2 separate regions of the Homo sapiens genome follow, and region 2 is linked to region 1. Evidence: chromatin loops called from intact Hi-C (ENCODE). Cell type or tissue: mammary epithelial cell. All regions are shown on one strand. Links, peaks and the distances in the headings refer to the core of each region. The heading gives the core; the rest is flanking DNA.

Evidence for each region. Hi-C counts contacts between places; a loop is a spot of excess contacts. Peaks named below come from ENCODE experiments on the same cell type or tissue, not always from the same donor. Only the 100,000 strongest peaks of a DNase experiment are listed, where the experiment ranks them.
Region 2: it touches region 1 in a loop (2.3-fold over the local background); 1 of 110 quality-filtered maps calls a loop at or near these places.

Annotation. Positions count from the first base shown.
Region 1 is chr3:23,154,054-23,164,082 of GRCh38, forward strand. No RefSeq gene overlaps it. Among named protein-coding and RNA genes, the nearest start is that of UBE2E2-DT, 44 kb to the right of the region's middle. RefSeq lists enhancers at 7,766-8,025, 8,136-8,285. In mammary epithelial cell, for the core only: no CTCF peak of the experiment used is centred there; a DNase peak (open chromatin) is centred at 6,028.
Region 2 is chr3:22,979,796-22,989,824 of GRCh38, forward strand. It overlaps the pseudogene SALL4P5. Among named protein-coding and RNA genes, the nearest start is that of UBE2E2-DT, 220 kb to the right of the region's middle. In mammary epithelial cell, for the core only: no CTCF peak of the experiment used is centred there; no DNase peak of the experiment used is centred there; H3K27me3 peaks cover 849 bases.

The DNA of each region.
Region 1 (10,029 bases), core at 2,934-7,933:
TATGTTATATATGACATATATCATACATATGTTATATATATGCTATATATGTTATATATATGATTATATATGATATATATATATATATATATATATATATGCCTCACAACCTAATCTTCCTTTATGAGGCCCCACTTCCCAAAACTGCTGCATTGAAGATTACATATCCAACACATGAACTTTGGAGAACATATTCAAACAATACATCAGCTATATTTTCTTTCAATGAGGTGAGGTTGTTTTGACCTGATTGATTCCAATGATTGGCTTGCACAGAACAACTTCAGGCCTTGTTGTTCAGTTTTTATATTGTTTCATTTTAAAGGAAATAAATTTGTTATAGATTTGAGATATTGCTACTTTAAAAGCTTCCTGGCCAGGTGCAGGGGTTCACACCTATAATCCCAGCACTTTGTCAGGCCACGGCAGACAGATCACTTGAGCCCAGGAGTTTGAGACCAGCCTGGGCAACATGATGAAATCCTGTCTCTACAAAGAATACAAAAATTAGCCAGGTGTGGTGGTGCACACCTGTAGTCCCAGCTACTCAGGAGGCTGAAGTGGAGGATTGTTTGAGCCCAGGAGGTGGAGACTGCAGTGAGCTATGACCATATTACTGCACTCCACCCTGGGCAACAGAGTGAGACTCTGTCTCAAAAAAAAAAAAAAAAAAAAAAAGGTAGCATTTCTATATATAAACAACAGACTATCTGAAAAGGAAATCAAGATGGCAATTTCATTTATAAGTTACCTAGGAATACATTTAACCAAGGAGGTAAAAACCTCTACAAGGGAAACTACAAAATACTGATGAAAGAAACTGAAGAGGCTAAAAGTCAAATGGAAAGACATCATATGCTCATGAATTGGAAGAATAAATATTGTTAAAATGGCAATACTACACAAAGCAATTGAATGTAATTCCTATCAAAATACCAATGACATCTTCACAGAAACAGAAAAAAATGCTAAAATTTATGTCAACCCACAAAAGACCCAGAATAGCCAAAGTAATCCAAAAAAATAAAGCCGGCAGTGTCACACTACCAGACTTCAAAGTATACTACAAAGCTGTAGTAACCAAAACAGCATGGTACTGGCATAAAACAAGACACATAGACTAATGGGACAGAATAGAGAACGCAGAAATTAATCCAAGTATCTACAGCCAACTGATTTTTTTACAAAGGTGAAATGGTGCTTGGAAAATTGGATATCTGTATGCAGAAGAATGAAACTAGACCTGCCCTTCCTCTATATAAAAACCGACTCAAAATGGATCAACCACCTAAGGATAAGACCCAAAATGATAAAACTACTAGAAGAAAACATAGAAGAAATGTTTTAAGACCTTGGTCTGGGAAAAGATTTTATGAATAAGACCTCAAAAGCATAGGCAACAAAAGCAAAAATAAACAAATAGGATTATAGCAAACTAAAAAGCTTCTGCACAGCAAAGACAACCCAGAGAACTGGAGAAAATATTTGCAAACTACTCATCCTATAGGGGATTAATATCCAAAATATATAAGGAACTCAAACATCAACAGCAAAAACAAACAATCCAACTAAAAAAAATGGGCAAATGATCTGAACAGACACTTCTCAGAAGACATACAGATAGTCAACAAATACATGAAAAAATTATCAATATCGTTAATTGTCAGGGAAATCAAAACCACAGTGAGGTATCATCTCACCCCAGTTAGGATGGCTATTTATCAAAAAGACAAAAAATAACTAATGCTGGCAAGGATGCAGAGAAAAGGGAACTCTTACACACTGTCAGTAGGAATGTAAACTACCACAGCCACTATGGAAAACAGTATGGAGGCTCCTCAAAAAACTACAAATAGAGCTACTATATGATTCAGCAATCCGACTACTGGGAATTTATCCAAAGGAAAGGAAACAATTATACCAAAGAAACATCTGTACCCCCATGTTTATTGCAGCACTATTCACAAGATACAGGATCAACCTAGGTGTCCAACAATAGACGAATGGATAAAGAAAATGTAGTATATATACACAGTGGCTATTCCACCATAACAAAGAAGGAAATCCAGTCATTCTCAGCAACTTAGATGGAACAGGAAGATATTATGTTATATGAAATAAACCAGGGACAGAAAGTTAAACCCTGCATGTTCTCATTCACACGTGGACCCTAAAATAAGGTGATCTCATAGAAGTAAAAGAGTAGAACAGAAGATACCAAAGGTTGGAAAGGATGGGGGAAGGAGTGAATAGGGAGAGATTTGTTAAAGGTTATAAAATTACAGCTAGATAGGAGAAATAAGTTCTAGTACTCTATACCACTGTAGGATGACTACAGTTAATAATATTCAGTTTCACACAGCTAGGAGGAACATATTGAATGTTCCCAAAACAAATAAACGATAAACATTGGAGATAATGGACATGCTAATTACCCTGGTCTGATCACTGTATATATATGGAGACATCATTATGTACCCTTTGAATAAGTATAATTATTGTCAATTAAAAATAAAATAATATAAAATCATCCTGTTAATATACCACAGCAAGAAAGTATAATTTACTTATTCATGAATTATCTGCTACTTATACTTCAAACAAATAAGCTAACTGTTTGCTCATTTACCTAATAGGCTGAGTCTAAAGAGCCATTAGTGGCTACTAGTAAATGAAATGAAATAGTTTTTTTTAATGTAATTGCACTCTGCATTTTATATGTAGTGGTTTTATGTAAAAACACCTCTGATTAAGGATTGACTTCAAAGTTAACATTTAATTTCTTGTAATTGCCTGTATAAACAAAAGGAAAATTCATAATTTAAACATTTTCTGCTGTAGACATCAGGTCATGTCCTTGCAGTTGCAATTTATTTGGCTCGATTAGCATGTAATGATTTTGACATTGGCAGGGTGATAAAAGGGAGAATTGAGAGTATGGAGGGAAGAAAATAAATGCAAGGAGGGAGAAAAAAGAGGAAATAAACAACAAAGGAAGGAGAAATAGAACATCATGGGAAAGAAAATAGAATACATGGTAAGAAAGGAGAAATGAGAATGAAGGAGAAAAGGAGAAACAGAAGATTAAAAGTTCTCTCTCGCCTGGAGGGGTGTTGAAAAGACCCTGAGCTGGAACCCTTATTCACACTTTGGTAAAAGGGAGTACCAAGTTCTTAATCGGATATGGAATTTCTTATATTTCACATTGCTCCTCTTTGTTTAACGTCAAGTTATGTAAGATAATTTATGTAAGATAAAACTTGGCTTGCATGAAAGTATTTTTTTTAATACTTGTACAAGATTTAAGCACTTGTTTTAGAGACGGATGTTAACTATAATCGATGGCTCGGTTGAGCAGAGTCTGTGCAACATGCCTGGAATTTGTAAAAATTGCCAACTATTAATAAAGCAGTTTCTTCCAGTTGTAACTGTGTGCCATTCTTTGAAGCATTCCCTGAGGAATATGTTTAAACAAGCTTGGATAGAACTTGTCATGGTATCATATAACTGCTATTGAACTGTTCTGAGCTTTGAACCAGCCATGTATCCTTTGTGTGCAAATGAAAAACAATCTGTCATAAAAGTGCATGAAAGTTGACAAGACTTTCTTTAATAGCTATATTCTAGGAATACATATTTATGAGTGTTTTTAAACACTAGCTTGCTAAATACTTACCACATTCTCAGATTGTTTAAAATATGAACCATTGACCTTAACAATTACTACAACTTACTTTGCAGATAAACTTAAACTTGTGGTTTTCTGACCATCAAGCAGCCTATAATGTTCTACATTAAAGAATGAACCTGTGTCTATATTTGCTTTCAGTATTTTATGATTCAGTGTAGACATAATTCAAAATAACTGTCTCAACTTTGTCTTAATGCTTATAATTTCCTTTCAGCATTTTATAATTAGATCCAGAAATTATTCAAAATAACTGTCTCAACTTGTGTTAATGTTTATATAATTGTCCAAACCATATCAATTATTTTCTAATATTGTATCATTATACAATGAAATCAGAAGGGTTATTTAATAAAGGCAACAATGGGGCAAGAAGAAAGTAAAGAGCTCATTTTCCTTCTCATCTAAAAGTTATTTTTCTCTTTCAAATCTTACAATTATCGATATAATTTTTTATTTAGAAATTTTGTCGTGGTTTTAAAGTACTGACTGACCTGAGGGTTGAATGGCAATGTTGCCGCAGTGATGTATGAATATTGTTAGGACACATGAAGTTTTAAATAGGAATAAGTGATGACTATATTTGGGTTTGCAGAAGCCCCTAGAATAAATGGTGTCCTCACTTTAAATTTATGATGGAGTTGATTTCAGTATTGCCAGCATTAAACACACTCAGACTTCTAGTAAAACTCACAATACTCTAACCTTAATAAGAGGCACTGCAATGCCAAGAGTGTTTTTTATATAACAGTCAATCAAAAATGTTGCCACTATCCTTGCACTTATATGTATAGCATTCATAATTATACCCCCAGTATTCCTTCTTTGACCCCAAATCATCTGAGGCACAATGATATAAAGGTAACTTCTCCACTAATTAATTCAAGGTTCATTGAGATTTATGAGCTTCTAATTTCTCTACTTAAGACATCAAGATGCCATTTCCTGCCCTCTCTGCTTGTGACATTTATCTCAAATGAAGGCTAAATAAAAGATTAGCTTAAGAATTAAGACCAGAGTCAAATGCATTAGAAAACAGAAGCATAGATAAGGAACTATAGAATTTTAGAGCTGATAAAGATTTTAAAGATAGGGTACCCAACATTACAAAGTAAACTGAAGCCCAAGAATGTATAAAGACCTTCCAAATCTTGCATAGCTGGTTAAAGACATGAAGCTGATGTGAGAATAAGTAGAAAGGAGTCTAAGTATGTTTGATAAGTACATAAGAAAGGGTAAGAAAATAAAGTCTTGGCAATATAGGTATCTATACACTATTCCCACGAGGGCAGAACGGTTTATAGTAGCGGTCCCCGATCTTTTTGGCGCAGCAGTCTCACGGAAGACAATTTTTCCATGGATGGGGGGCTGGGGTGTGGGGGATAGTTTCAAGATGCAACTGTCCCACCTCAGATCATCAGGCATTAGTTCAATTCTCATAAGGAGCACATAACCTAGATCCCTCAAATGCACAGTTCACAATGCGGTTTGTGCTCCTATGAGAATCTAATGCCACTGCTGATCTGACAGGAGGCAAACTTCAGGTGGTAACGCTTGCGTGCCTGCCGCTCACCTCCTGCTGTGTGGCCCACTTCCTAACAGACCACGGACCAGTACCGGTGCATGTTCCGGGGGTTGGGGACCCCTGATTTATCAAACACTGCTCAGAACATACCATCTAGGCTGGACGCCTTGGCTCAAGCCTGTAATCCCAGCACTTTGGGAAGCTGAGATGGGTAGATCACTTGAGATCAGGAGTTTGAGACCAGCCTGGCCAACATGGAGAAACCCCATCTCTACTAAAAATAAAAAAATTAGCTGGGCATGGTGGCAGGCACCTGTAATCAAAGCTCCTCAGGAGGCTGAGGCAAGAGAATCGCTTGAACCCAGGAGGTGGAGTTTGCAGTGAGCTGAGATTGACCCATTGCATTCCAGCGTGGGTAACAGAGAGAGACTCTGTCAAAAAGAAAAGAAAAGAGAAAATACATTCTAATATAGCTATAAGGTGTGAAGCTCTTATCTGCTGAGGTTGTTCTTCTACCACAAGCAAGAGCCAGCAGGGTTCTCACCATCCCTTTTAATATAAGGATCTGTCCCCTAGATTTACCCCATAAGCAGTGTCTATGTTGGACTACTACAGTCCTAATTTTTTTTTATCAACAGAAAATACCAGCTTTTAATCAAATGCACAGAGAAAATGTTTTAGATAATGAGGATATTCCCCGGTTTGTTTTAAATCTAAGGAAGAGGAACAGGAGGGAAGTAATGACGTGTCAGGGACAGCATAACCTCTATGACTAAGGATAAAGAGGGAAAACCTTCTTGCCCTCAAAGTGAAATCCCCTTCTATTTTAGGAAACACTCCTTTACTTTAAAGAATCTCTCAAATGAGTCACTAGGGTTAGATCATATTCTTCTGGGACATTTACTTTCCAAAGGATAAAATTTTCATGCATCAGTTAGAAAGGAAAAAATATAATCTGGCAAATAGGAGGCAGAACAATCCCTTTCCAAATGCTCTGTCTGTTCTGTCCTCTTAAGTCAACAGAGCACAGCTAAATATGGCAGACAATAAAGATCTCAGTTTTGTGAAGATAAAAAGATTCAAACCTGGTCAGGCGCAGTGGCTCATGCCAGTAATCCCCACACTTTGGGAGGCCAAGGCTAGAGGATCACCTGAGGTCAGGGGTTTGAGACCAGCCTGGCCAACATGGTGAAACCCTGTCTCTACTAAAAACACAATAATTAGCCAGGTGTGGTGGCAGGCACCTGTAATCCCAGCTACTCAGGGGGCAGAGGTTGCAGTGAGCCAAGATCACGCCACTGCACTCCAGCCTGGGCAAAGAGCGAGACTCCATCTAAAAAAATAAATAAATAAATAAATAAATAAATAAAAATAAATAAAAGATTCAAACCCAAGTCTTTAGTCCCAGGGTTTCATGTAGCAGCTTTTCTGTAGCTACTGCCCCCACAAAGCCCCTACTTTGCCTGAGCATGATGTGTTTCAGGGTGGAGAAGTGGACTATTACGGTGCTTTGAAGTATTTTTCAGCTTTCTGGCTGAAATCATAAATGTGTACTTTAAGTCAAGCTAGATAGAGACATATGAATAGATGCTGTTTTATTGCTCACCCATTTAAAATGCAAATGATAGTACCAAAAATTACCAAAGTCTACACTCCAGATGTTCCTGTTATTCACAATGGCTTTTTATTTTTTTGGCTACACTTATCCTCTCCTACATATCTCTGAATTTATTCTACCACATAACCTTCCTTATGAAAACACCTACTTATTTCTTAAATAATTTTGTTGTATATATTTAAAGAGTTGGAATCAAAAAATAAATTCATTTTCTCAAGTAATGAAAAAGCCAGATCTTCATTTCCATATCCCAAAAGTCAATTATGTAGAAATAAACAACATAAAGTGACAGACAACCTATTTATGAAGCTACATTGATTGCTCTGTGAAAACAAAAGTAGCTCAGTTTTCCTCAAGAGCATGTGAGGAGAGGTCTACAGTAGGACCTTAAAGAGAGGCACTAAAGTTCTTTGATAGGTACCCAACTCCCCATGTGAGATTGCTTAATTCAGTCTTGAACATAAAGGAAAACACACACACACACACATACACACACATGCACACACATGTGCATGCACACACACAGGAAAACTCAGTCTCTTTCTGAATGAAGGCAAAGCCCTATTGCTGGACATAAATGATAGGATGTGGTTTCAAGCATAGCAAAATATACACTCATTCTTCATTCATTCATTCATTCAATTACTCAGCAACTGTCTATTAGCAATTTCTACGTGCCAGCATCACGCTCAAATGAGAAAGACATGGTCCCTACCTTCAGAAGCTTCAAATCCAGTGGAGGGAGGAATACACTATTAACACTCTATTGACTGGGATTCTTAGCATTACAAATGACAGAAGTTACATAAGAACTTATGTGTGGGGAAGTTATTGGAGGTAACTGAATGTTCTAGTTGTAGATGTCAGGTATGACTGAGTCAAACAAAATCAACAGGCAATCTGTCTCATTCCATATTGGGGCTTTCCTTTTCTTTGATTAATTTCACTCTCAAGGCAGTTCTCACCTTATGGTGGTAAGAAGGTCACCAATAGTTCTAGGCATACATATCACCAGCTTAGGAACTAGTGTGGAAATAGAGTCCTTGCCCATTTTTTCCAACAAAAGTCCCAGAACTGACGCTAATTTAACCTAACTGGGGTCACATGCTCACCCCCGACTCACTCTCCATGACTACAGTGATAGAACATCTTACTTGGCCAGGCCAGTAGACTGAAAGTATGGGAGGGATGTTTTCACTAAGAAAAGAGGATGTCATTCAAGAAGGGGAATGGGTGCATGTAAAAAACAGATGTCCACCGCAACAACATCACAAGGCTGAGCATGAAACAAGGGTAACAGAGAGTGCTAAAGCAATATAGAAATAGAACATTTAATTGCAATGAAAGGAGGGGACTTAGGAGGCAGGCAGGTAGTTGTCAAATTCATAGAAAAGTGGCATTTTCGAAGCGGCAACTCTGGAAAAAGATCTGGGAATTCCCCACATATTTAAACATAGCTTTATCTTATGACTCAGCAATTCCACTCCTAGGTGTATACCCAAGAGAAATGAAAGCAAATGCGCATACAAACACCTGTACACAAAGGTTAAGCAGTGTTATTCACAATAGCCAAGAGGTATAAATAGTCCAAACCACCCGTCGACTGACAAATTTAGATAAGCAAATGTGGTACGGACACATAGCGAAATATTATCTGACCATAAAAAGGAGTGGAGTGCTGATAAACACTACAACATGGATAGACCTTGAAAACATTACGGTAAATGAAAGAAGCCAGACCCAAAAGACCACTTACTATATGATTCTGATATGAAATGTCCAGAATGGGGAAATAGAGACAGAAAGATTTGTGGTTGCTTAGAGCTGAAGGGAAAGGGGGACCTACAGGGTATGGGTTTTCTTTTGAGGGGATGAAACTGTTCCAAAGTTTACTGTGGTGATGATTGCACATATTTGTGAATATACTAAAAGTCACTGAATTATACACTGTAAATGGGTGAACTGTACAGTATGTAAACTGTATTTCAATAATGCCATTTTGACAAAATAATATTTAAAAGACAGGTTGGATTTCAACAAGTGTAATCTCAGGCTAGTACATATGAGGCTGGGGAGTTAATGTGACAATAGACATAGTGAGTTGCCTCACTTGTTTTACAAGTACGGCAGAGTCATGTGAGTCTCTAGAGGATGCTGTGGTGTGCAGCCCAGATTTCCCTTTCAGAACTAAACAATCTAGTTCCACAGCTACTGGGAGCACACCTGACAACAGCCCTCCACAGGAATTGCCCTCAGCAGCACAGGGCTACTCACCCAAGACCATGTCCCTCCCCAGCAAGAGCCTCCATCCAGTGACTGGTTGCTGTGAGTGTGTATAGAGGAACTGGACAGCCTTTTTTTTTTTTTTTTAAAGACAGAGTCTCGCTCTGTTGCCCAGGCTGTAGTGCAGTGGTGAGATCACAGCCTCCAGCTCCTAAGTTCAAGCTATCATCCTGCCTCAGCTTCCCATATAGCTGGACTACAGGTGAGTGCCACCACACCCAGCCAACTTTTTTGTACTTTTTTGTAGAGATGAGGTCTCATCCAGTCCGGCCTCAAACTTCTGGCCTCCAGGGATCCTCCCACCTCAGTCTCCCAAAACTCCCACAGGTGTGAGCCATCCTGCCCAGGTTCAGAATAGCTGTGAAAGGCCACTTATGCTTCAAAGCTCACCATGGGTTGTCTGAGGACTTTGCTGCGATCACACTGCAGCTTCACATCTCATCGTACCCACTCCTGGTTCCCTCTCCCGCTTCTTCCCAGAGTCTGCTTTCCATAGAATCCAATCTGCAACGTGGTGCATAGAAGATGGCGCATAAAAGGAACATAACTTTTAAACAGACTAGAAAATTAGATTTGGATTAAACTCTAGAGGACCTTGAATGCCATGTTAATGAATGTGATCTTCAATAGAATATAGGAAAGTAATCATTATAATTATATTTGGGTTAAGCAACCCAAGCAACCAGGTTAAAGAATTACCTAGAATGAGGCAAGATAAAGGACAGAAATACAAGTTAAAAAATCAATCCAAGAGTACAGGCAAAAGGACAAGTTAGTGGAGACCACAGACAGGACTATGGCAATGAGAATGAAGAGGAGGAAAGAAATTGGGAGACATCATAAGAGAATGAACTGGGTTTGATGAATGATGAGGTGAGAGATATTTTAATAGTAAGAAAGAAGATGAAAAAGACT
Region 2 (10,029 bases), core at 2,097-7,096, 180 kb before region 1:
ACTCAACAGGTCTGGGGTGGGGCCTGAGACTCTGCCTTTATCAGCTGCTGGTCCACAGATCACACTTTAAGTAAAGGGGTAAGGCTGGCAGTTCAAGTAGCTAGACTTCTACATCTGTGGGGTATGATACAAAAGACAGGCTTTTTCAATTTAAATTTTTTGCTTAGTCAACCATCTAATACCACTGCAGAAGGCTGACTTCCAAAATACCATCTAGAAGAAAAGAGTTTCAGAAATGCCAGTGCTGAGCTCTGTTGCTCTCAACTTTATTAAAAATAACTTCAAAAGCACATTAAGAGATTATACCAGAGGTTTCTAAAATATCTGACTTCACAGAGTCCTCACTGCCTCTGTAATCTTTTCACAATGGCGCAGTCCAAAAGAAATACCCAACTGTTCTGTTTATTAAGTAGTCAGGTCCATACAACTTACTGAGGGTTTTTTTGTCCTAACATCTTAGTAGCCATTTGAAAAAATTACACACATAAGCTGAAAGAAGAAAAAATTTCTTATTTTTTCCTTAAATATTAGGTTGGTGCAAAAGTAATTACGATTTGGCCATACTTTTAATGGCGAAAACCGCAATTACTTTTGCCCCAACCTAATAACTACGACTATCTATTGCAGTGTGTGAATCTATTGGGCACTGCACAACTTCTCAAATTTTGGAGTCCCCCTTGTTTCCCTTTGCACATTGCTTTTGGTGTGGTAATTGCTGCTTATCACAACAACTGTCAAGAACCCAGCTTCAAAAATAGATGACGCTGTTGAAAGGAATGCAGTGTAATCTATTGAAGAAACTGTCAGCTCTCTTAGGCTAGTACTTTACGTGTTTTCCAACAAATATTGAATATCTCTGTCCTTTCCTGTAAAACAAATATTTCTAAGGCGCCCCAAGGTACCTTGGCTCTGTTTGGGAACTGTAAGATCATACCCCTTACAAAGTACTAATGGTTACCAAAGGCAAAGTAAGAATTCTAAAAGAACATAGAAACTTTTGAAAATAATAGCTACAAAAAAAATACAACAAAATTCCTCTTAGATTTATTATAGAGAAACTGGCTATTCTCTGGCTGATTAGAACAAAAGCATATCCTTCTTAATGTTAGGATTCTTAAAATAAAATGTTTATAATTTTTTGAAGGAAAATTATCTTTCTAATACTTTCCCAGTAATAATATATCACTTTTCATCAGAAAAAAAAGGATTAACATCTAATTATTATTGTTCTTTTATTTTCTTACGTTCACCTTCTATTTCCTTGACATTAGACTTCAAATTAAATGTAAGGAACAATTCCGAACATTCAAGCCTCACAAAAAAAAGGAATCTTGATTGATTAGAAGTTTTACTTTATGTACCTACAATTTCCCAGTAGTCCTATTTCTCAATCAGAATTTGAATAATCTTTACAACTTGTATTCCCCCAAACTCAGATTTAATGACTCAGTAGGTTCAGAAAGAGAAATAACAGCTGCAGCTCATCCCGCTGTGCTATTCAGTAATGACAATGTTATACCACATTAGCAATTGTGACATTAATAAAAAGAAGCCCATAGGATTAACCAGAGACAGCTGACTTTAGTCAAATGTAGGTCAGGCTTTGTTTGCTCAGAAGCTGGTAATAAATTCCCAGGTAACTGCTCTCATGTGTCACACATATATGTCAGGAGCATAATTTCAGCCTCACTAAATGATTCACATTTTTAAGTTTCCGTAAGCCATTTTTGAATTATTGTTAAGCATTTAATTCCGCCATCAGGCCTATAGGCTCCTTAAAATTATTAACTTATGTGACATTACAGCATGTTTTTCCTTCAGGCAACACTTAAAAACACCTTGGAGGGTTTCATGTTCACCTTCCAGATACTGAAGTTCTTACTAGCAGAGGCTCAGGGGTCACCCCTAATTTACAGCATAGTTACAGAGGAAATGGTATTGATGGCTAAGAAAGCCACCTGTCATCACAAAGTTCTCATTGTCAGGAAATATCATTGAAAGCTTAACATGAGTATTGCATTCTTAATCAATTCTTATGGTGGGCTATATACAAACAAGAAGTCCATAACCATTCTCTAAAATATATTGAAAAATATAAACACTTTGGAAAACAGTTTAGCACTTTCTTTAAAAGTTAAACATACACCTGCCATGTGATCTAGCCATTGCTTTCCTAGGTACTTGTCTAAAACAATGGAACCATATGTCAACAAAAAGACCTGCACAAAAATATTCATAGCAACACAGCATGGCTCACAACTGGAAACAACCCAAATCCACAGGAGAACGGCTAAACAGTGGCATATTTATACACCAGAACACCACTCAGCAATAAAAAGACAAGAGCCATAGATCCATGCAAGAATCACGGACAAATCTCTAAAACATTATGTTCAGTGAAAGTAGCTAGATGTAAAACAGTACATATTGTGTCATTCAATTTATGTGAAATTCTAGAAGTCAAAAACAATCTATGGTGATACAAATCGGAGTGGGGCAGGGATAGACTGCTGGGAGAACAAGAGCACTTTCTGGGGTGTTCTATATCTTGTTGGGGTGATGTTATGTTCATGCATATATTTGTCAGACTCATCAAGCTGTGCATTTAAGATCTGTGCATTAAGATCGGCATCTAAATTATACCTCGATGAATAAAATATATGTGAGTGCTCTGTAAGCTCTTCAATTTTATACTTAAACTTTATTAAGTCAACTACTTTTGTTAAATGCTTATGTAACTGTAAAACATTATGAAGTCTTTTAAACATCAACAAAAAGAGATGTCACCTGAAAGATACTAACTCAATATTACCCAAGTAAGGATAATAAGCAGCATATTTAATGAGTTAAATAAATGGATAATTTTAATTGATTTACATTTTAATTCCTTTTACATGCAAATGGCATAATTTGAAAGCTCTGTTTGTACCTTAGAAAAATATCAATGGGCATAATCGCAATTAAGTACTTAAAGCTAATTTATATTAATGTAGAGAAGCAGCTGCAAGATGAGCCAAAAACAGTAAATGATATAAAAATAATTTGAATGTCTAATATTTACCAGAGTTAGTGACTCTTCTGTCCAAACTTTGCCATTGCCACCACTATGATTCAGACTCCTGCTACCATTTTTTTTTAAGTGGAGCAGATTCCTAATTTGCTTTCCTAATTTGACTGCCTTACCCCTTTTAAAGACATCATATTAATCTTAAAGCACAGCCTAAGCATTTCATGCCATTCATCACAATTACAGTCAGGGTCAGCTCCCTAGTCTGGCATTCAAAGCGCAGTTTTGGTCTGACTACAATCTCTCCCTGGTGGCACCTACTCTCATGGCCGCTTTTTCCCAGCCTCCCACTAATCCATAGATCTCTATACTGAGGCAGCTAGATGGCTCACCTGTTCCTACCCCTCACCCGTTCCGGCTTCTGCTCATGTGCCTCTCCATTTGAACTTTATAGCATATCCAATTCATCCCGGTTTCCAAGATCCACTTTTGTTATCACCTCCTTGTCAAGGAAATTCACCATTTTCCTTACTCAGAGTAATCTTTCTCTCTTAGAAACACTCATCACATTGTATGCCCAGTTCTCTTATCACCACTGTCAATCTTATATTGTGAAATGGTTTGGATTCCAACTCCAGAAAGAAACACGTAGCTTGAAAGCTTAGTTCCTCAGCTGTCAGAATTTAGGCACGTTGCTTCATCTCTCTATGTTTCTGTTTCTTCATCTGTTAAAAAGTAAAATAAAAATAGTATCTCTCTTTTATGATTGTTATAAGCATGAAATTAGATAATGTACATAAAGTGCTTAGTCTGACACACATTTTAAATCCTCAATAATATTTACCCCAAAACTTGCTAGCTAAAAGAGAATAAATTCTCCAAATGGATGAATTATATACTAAGAATTGAGGGAACTTGTAAATGGAAAACATTTTGAGGAATATCAAAAGAAACCAGAAGGTTGGAGGTGGATAACTTTTGCTGCTGTTTTCAAAATAGGACGTAAGTTTGGTTTTAGAAGCTGCAAAATGGTGAAACTGATGTTAATTTGAGGCAGGAAAAGTCTGGGTAAAAGGGAAAACAAAAAAACAAAAAAGGAGAAGTAGTCCAGGTACTGAAGAGAAATAAAAACACATGTCCACACCAAGACTTGTACATGAATATTCATAGCAGCTTTATTCATTATAACAAAAAAAAACTGAAACAAATGTCCACCAACAGGAAAGGGATAAACAAAATGTGTTATATCCCTACAACAGTATACCCCTCAGCAGTACAAAGGAACATACAACTGACAGAGCCACAACACGGGTGAATCTCAAAATCATTGTACTGAGTAAAGGAAGCCAAACACAAAAAAGTACAGCGTGCATAATTCCACTTATATGAAAGTCTAGAAAATGCAACTAACCTATAATGACAGAAAGGAGATCAGTGGTTGGCTGGGGCATGGGGATGGAGGGAAGGAATAACTGGAAAGAAGAGGAGAAAATCGTGGAAGATGATAGAATGTTCTGTGTTTGTGGTGCAGTGTGGTTTCAAGGATATACACATAATTCTGTCAAAACTCATCAAAGTTGTATTCTTCAAATGGGTGTGATTTGCACCATTTTTTTTAAGTCAGTAAGAACCTAAAAAATAAAGTAGTACTGATTGGGGCACAGTATATTTTCATTAAGAAAATGTTACATTTGTTTGACAGTTTTTCCTTCTTCAACCAGGCTCCTGGAACACAATATCTACGAAATGAGTAGATGCAAAGTATCTGAATCTCAGCAGGATATTTGAAGACATTTGTAATGATATGCTGTTGGATCTAATGAAATGTTATGGCCTGGGTGCAGGGACAATGAAAGAATTGAGTCAAGAATCCCCTGTCATCCTAGAAGATTTCTAGTGGCAGGTCACAGGGTTCTGCACCTAGCCTGTTTAAGCCTTTTATCAATTACTTGTCTGAACACCTAAGGGCACAGCCATTGCTTTGTGTTGGCTAAACATTGGTATGTTGGATGACAGATTAGGATCTAAATCATCTTGATAGGCTATAGCAGTAATTTAGGCATAATAGGGTAAAACTTTACAAGGACAACTATTAAATAGACAAATTGAATCTAAAATTTAGCTTTCCAAGTACAAGATAGAGGAACCATGCCATACCAGCAGGACATTAGAAAAGTCAGCCTTAGGGTCATAATCATCAATAAGCTCAGTGTCAACCAACAGTGAAATATAACTCTTAAAGAAGTTAACTTGACCTTGGGTTGCATCGAAAAACACATAAGCTTTAACAGGAAGAAGATGGAAATCATGTTTTATTCTCCATAATAAGCTTACATTTAAAAATATGTCATGAAGTTTTTGGTGAGATGCTTATTGGCGGGGGGAAGATTAGAATTATATCAGAGGGAAAAAAATGTTATGTTTTTAATCTATGAGTTCCTTAAGGACAGGATCCATATTTTAGTCATCTAAGTATCACTAGCACCTGTCTCAATTCCTGCCATGACTATAATTATTGTTTAGAAAGTAAATGATGTTTATATATTGATAAGACTTGAATTGTTGTCACATAAGTAGTGGGAAAGTAACAAGGAATTTTTAGCCTAGGCAATAAAAAAGACTGAAGAAGGGGGAATGAGGGGTGAATCAAGGTGGACAGCACAAAATGTGCCTATGGTAACTGCAGTGAATTATAGATGGCTGAAAATCTTTGTCACTTCCCTCCATTAGGAAGTGGAATTATTTGTCCAGCCCTAGAATCTGGGCTGAATCTGTGACCACTTTGACCAAAAGAATGAAGAGAAAGTGATACTGTAATAGTACCAGGTCCAGTCTTTAAGAAGACTGACAACTTTCACTTGCTTTTTCTTCCACCATGCTAGAAGGAAGCCCAAGCAGCTACAAGGATAGGTCTACATGTGGCAGAATTAAGGCACCCAGCCAGCAAGTGAGGCTGAGTTCCCTGCCAATAGGTAGCATAGACTTGCCAGCCCATGTAAATGAGCCACTTGCAGTAGAGCCTTAACTCCTCAAGCCACCCCGCCTGATGCCATATGAAGTAAAAATGAGCTTTCCCCACTGGGCTTTTGCAAAATCACTAGCAAATAAGATATAGTTGTTGTGTTAAGCCACTGAGTGTTGAGGTGGTTTGTTATGCAGCAAGAAATAGTTGAAACAGTAACCATATTCAAATATATTAAAAGCTATCATATGCATGGTCCCATGGGTTATAATTATAACCAATATGCAGAATTAATACTGATATCCATAACTTGAAACGTTTCACTGAGAAGCAGGTTGGAACCTTAAAGATAAGACCCGACAGAGAAGAAAGTGCCAAAGTTGTAGAGCTCATTTGGCATTAGAACTCGCCTCAAGGAAGTAAGCTCAGGTTCATTTTCAGATGACATCAGTTCCCAAGGGTTTCATCTGCTGGGCATTGTAGTGCCGGGGGAAGACCATTCAGGTTGAATAAGATCCTATCGATCCAATGTCTGGAGAGAGCAGATCAGCATAAGGCTAGAAGGCTTTCAAGACCCCAGTTAAGATGAGATTCAGAATGGATATCAATCCAAGAGGGATCCTGGAGTAACCACCCAAAACCAGAGAAAGCAAAGGTACAAGGATTATGCACCCAGAGTGTGGGTTTAAATGGTATAGTTTGGAATGAGGGCACACCTTAGACCTACCACACATCAGATATGTCAGATATGGTCTTGATTCTGTGATCTGATGGGAATGCAAATCCTAAGGTGCCATCAAGTTAGTTTAGGATTGGCTCAGAAACCAGCCAATTGAAGAACTGGCTAGGAAACTAGAGTGGGCAAGTAGGCAATGGGTGCCTCTTCAGTATCTTTGGCTGGGGGGCTAAGATAAGAGTCTTCTGAGAGGAGCTAGAGGAAAGCAGGTTTTAGTTTAACACAAGGAAGAACTTTCTTAGAGGGGGTGTATTCCTATGATTGCAAAAAACTGAATTATCACCTGCCAGGAGATCTACAGAGAAGATGCATACATCTAATAAGAATGATATCAAATAACTTTTTAATGCCCTTCCAACCCGAGATTTCCTAACACATACATAATGTGAGGGCAAACTGCTTGCACAGAGCACATAGGTGCTCAACAAGGAGTGGATGGATAGACAGAGAGATGGACAGACAACTGGATGGGTAAACTTAAGGATGAATAATGCAGTCTGACATTTTCAAATACTCAGCACCTCCCATCCACAGACACATTAGCCACAGGAAATAAACTGGACCTCAGAAAAAAAGAAATTAAAATGTATTTGTACCTCTAAGAGTCTTCCAAACACTTAGTATCTTGGAGTACCCAAATATATGCTGCATTTTTATGCTTATGAAAGCAATTTCTTAAGAAAATTAGAATTTCATGTGAAAATGTCTTAGTTTGTTCTGACTGGTTGACTCTGAGCAAGGGTCACTGTGGACCTGTATTCACTGGAATTTGGTACATTCAGCACAGCTCAGCTTTAACAGTCAGGAACCCAAGCTCCAGGTACAAAAGACAGCCTTGAGCAACAGAGAAGCAGTGACCAGCCAGGGTCCACGTGTTCTATTATCTCTTCTCCCAGCAGATTTCTCATGCCACATTGTGCTTTATATGCCTTGTACCTATTTTTTAACCTTTGCTCTTGTCACACACTCCCTGGTATGAGACATTTCTGCAGGTCTCTGATGTAGAGTATATACTCTCCTCTAAATAACATGGCCAAGGTTTTAGGCAAATAAATGTCTAACACCTTCATACACAAAGAATATCTTGTTCTTTAAGACAGAGGGTAAAGCTCTATGTTCTAGGGAGTGGTTAACAAATTATTTGAACCACAATCCACACTCAAAAAACATTTTACAACCTAACACAGAGGATACATATAAAATAATATTTACCTCACAATGTGCCATGCATTCCAATATTTTCTATTTCATTTTTCAAGCTGCCAGTGAGAACCCACTAATATGAATTTATGACACACAATACATGGGACTAATGGTCTAAAAGGCACAGCTTAAGGGACAATTATCAAGTAGTATTTACAGGGAGTGTAGCAGTGAACCAAGTGCCCCCAAACTATGCTAACATTAGAAAGTTCTGAGCCCTCAAAACCTATAAATAATGTTGCCATTTTCTAAGAATGAAGCTAATAAGAGTTAATACATAATGGATGAGATTAGCTAAATGTAGAAATTAATTCAAGAAAAATGTGGGCTGCAGGGATTTGAAAATACTCTCAAGTCCAATCAAGGCATCCAGGATGAACAGTGTGACAGTAGTCTTACTAGATTATAATTCTAACATGAGAATTTTATATTAAAATAGACAGTTTTATTTTGCCTTGCCTGAATAAATCCTGTTAGTAGTAGGAACTGAATGCATTGGGGTGGGCTGACTTCCTTGTAAGCGGGAAGTCAAAAGACAAGGATTTTTTAGTAGGTTCCTCCATCCAGGGAAAAGACTACTGCAGCCCCTAAATGCAAATATCCAGTCAGCTTGGCAGCTGGGGGCCAGGAGGAAGGTGGAGCCTCCAATTCTCATGGCTCAACGACACTTGCTCTCTCTCTCTTCATCGAGATCTACTAAACAATTTTTGATTTAAACACTGGTTTCCCACTCATGTTTTCCTAAAGAGGTAGGAACACACTAATCAGCTAATAGAAATTTCTTATCTGCTTGCCAGTTATACTTTTCATTGTCAATGAACAGACTGAGATCTCGATTAATATACATCAGTCTTGTGGGTTTGGTTACATGATCATTTCTACACTGAATGAAATGTCAAGGTTGTGGAAAGCAAAGAACCCAGCCTAGAATAGGGCAGCACTTCTAGGATGATGGCACTCAAGAGAGCCTGCCTGGGCATCCTGCCAGCCTGTCTCAAAGCAATCCCTCTTGCAACTCTATCACTTGACCCATAACAAGTTATTCAGAGGTTAATAAATGACAAACCAAATAAAAATATATTGGTTTCAAAGAGAAAAGCATTGACTTAGCATTTCTTCCAGCCAGCTAGAGTGAAGGAATATTATTGAAACCCAGTCAACTTTGCTTTCACACACCAGAGTTGGCTATGGTCTAATCTTTCACAGACTGGGGTTAATGTTTTCAGTTTTTTGTTTGGTTGGCTGCTTTGTTTTTGAGATAAGGTCTTGCTCTGTCACCCAGGCTGAAGTGCAGTAGGACAATCACTGCTCACTATAGCCTTGACCTCCCAGGCTCAAGCAATCTTCCCATCCAGCTCTCAAGTAGCTGGAACTTCAGGTGGGTGCCACCACGCCCAGCTATTTTCTTTATTTTTTGTAGAGACATGTTATTTTTTTGTAGAGATATGTTGCAGGGGCAGGTTTTGAACTCCTGGGCTCAAATGGCTCTCTAGGCTTGTGGAAGTGCTGGGATTACAGGTTTTGAGTCACTGCAGCCAGCAGGTTAATAAAACAATTTGTGTCACAGAGTCTGATGGCCGTATCACAATTTAATATTTCCAGTCACCTACTGGGTCTGGATTTTCATTGCTTCTCAACGCCATTCATTGATGCCACACATATTTCATGAGCACCCAGATTCAGTAGTCACAAAACAGAAAAGAGCTCTATCCTCAAGGAGTTCAAAGTCTGGAACAGAAGGATGAATTGTTATAAATCAGTGTAAGAAATGGTGTTATATTCAATATAAAGTCGTGGCATCAAGTAGGATGGACTCAACTCGAAGAAGGGAGATGAAAGATTTCACAGGGAAGATATTTCAGGTGGGTTATGGGGGAAATAAAAGTTTACGAAGCAGACCAGCCAAGAGCAATCATTGCGGAAAGAGAGCACGCGGGGGAGTTAGGCTGTATGAGGAGTTTGGACTGGAATGGTCATGGTAACTACCATGAGTTTAAAAGGGACACTTTTGTTATTGAAGATTTGGTGTCTTTTCAAGAAGAGATATTTCCCAACTCCAGGAATTTCTGCCGTAGAGGGCAAATATCTGTGGCTCTCCTGGCACCCCAATGCTCGCACCAT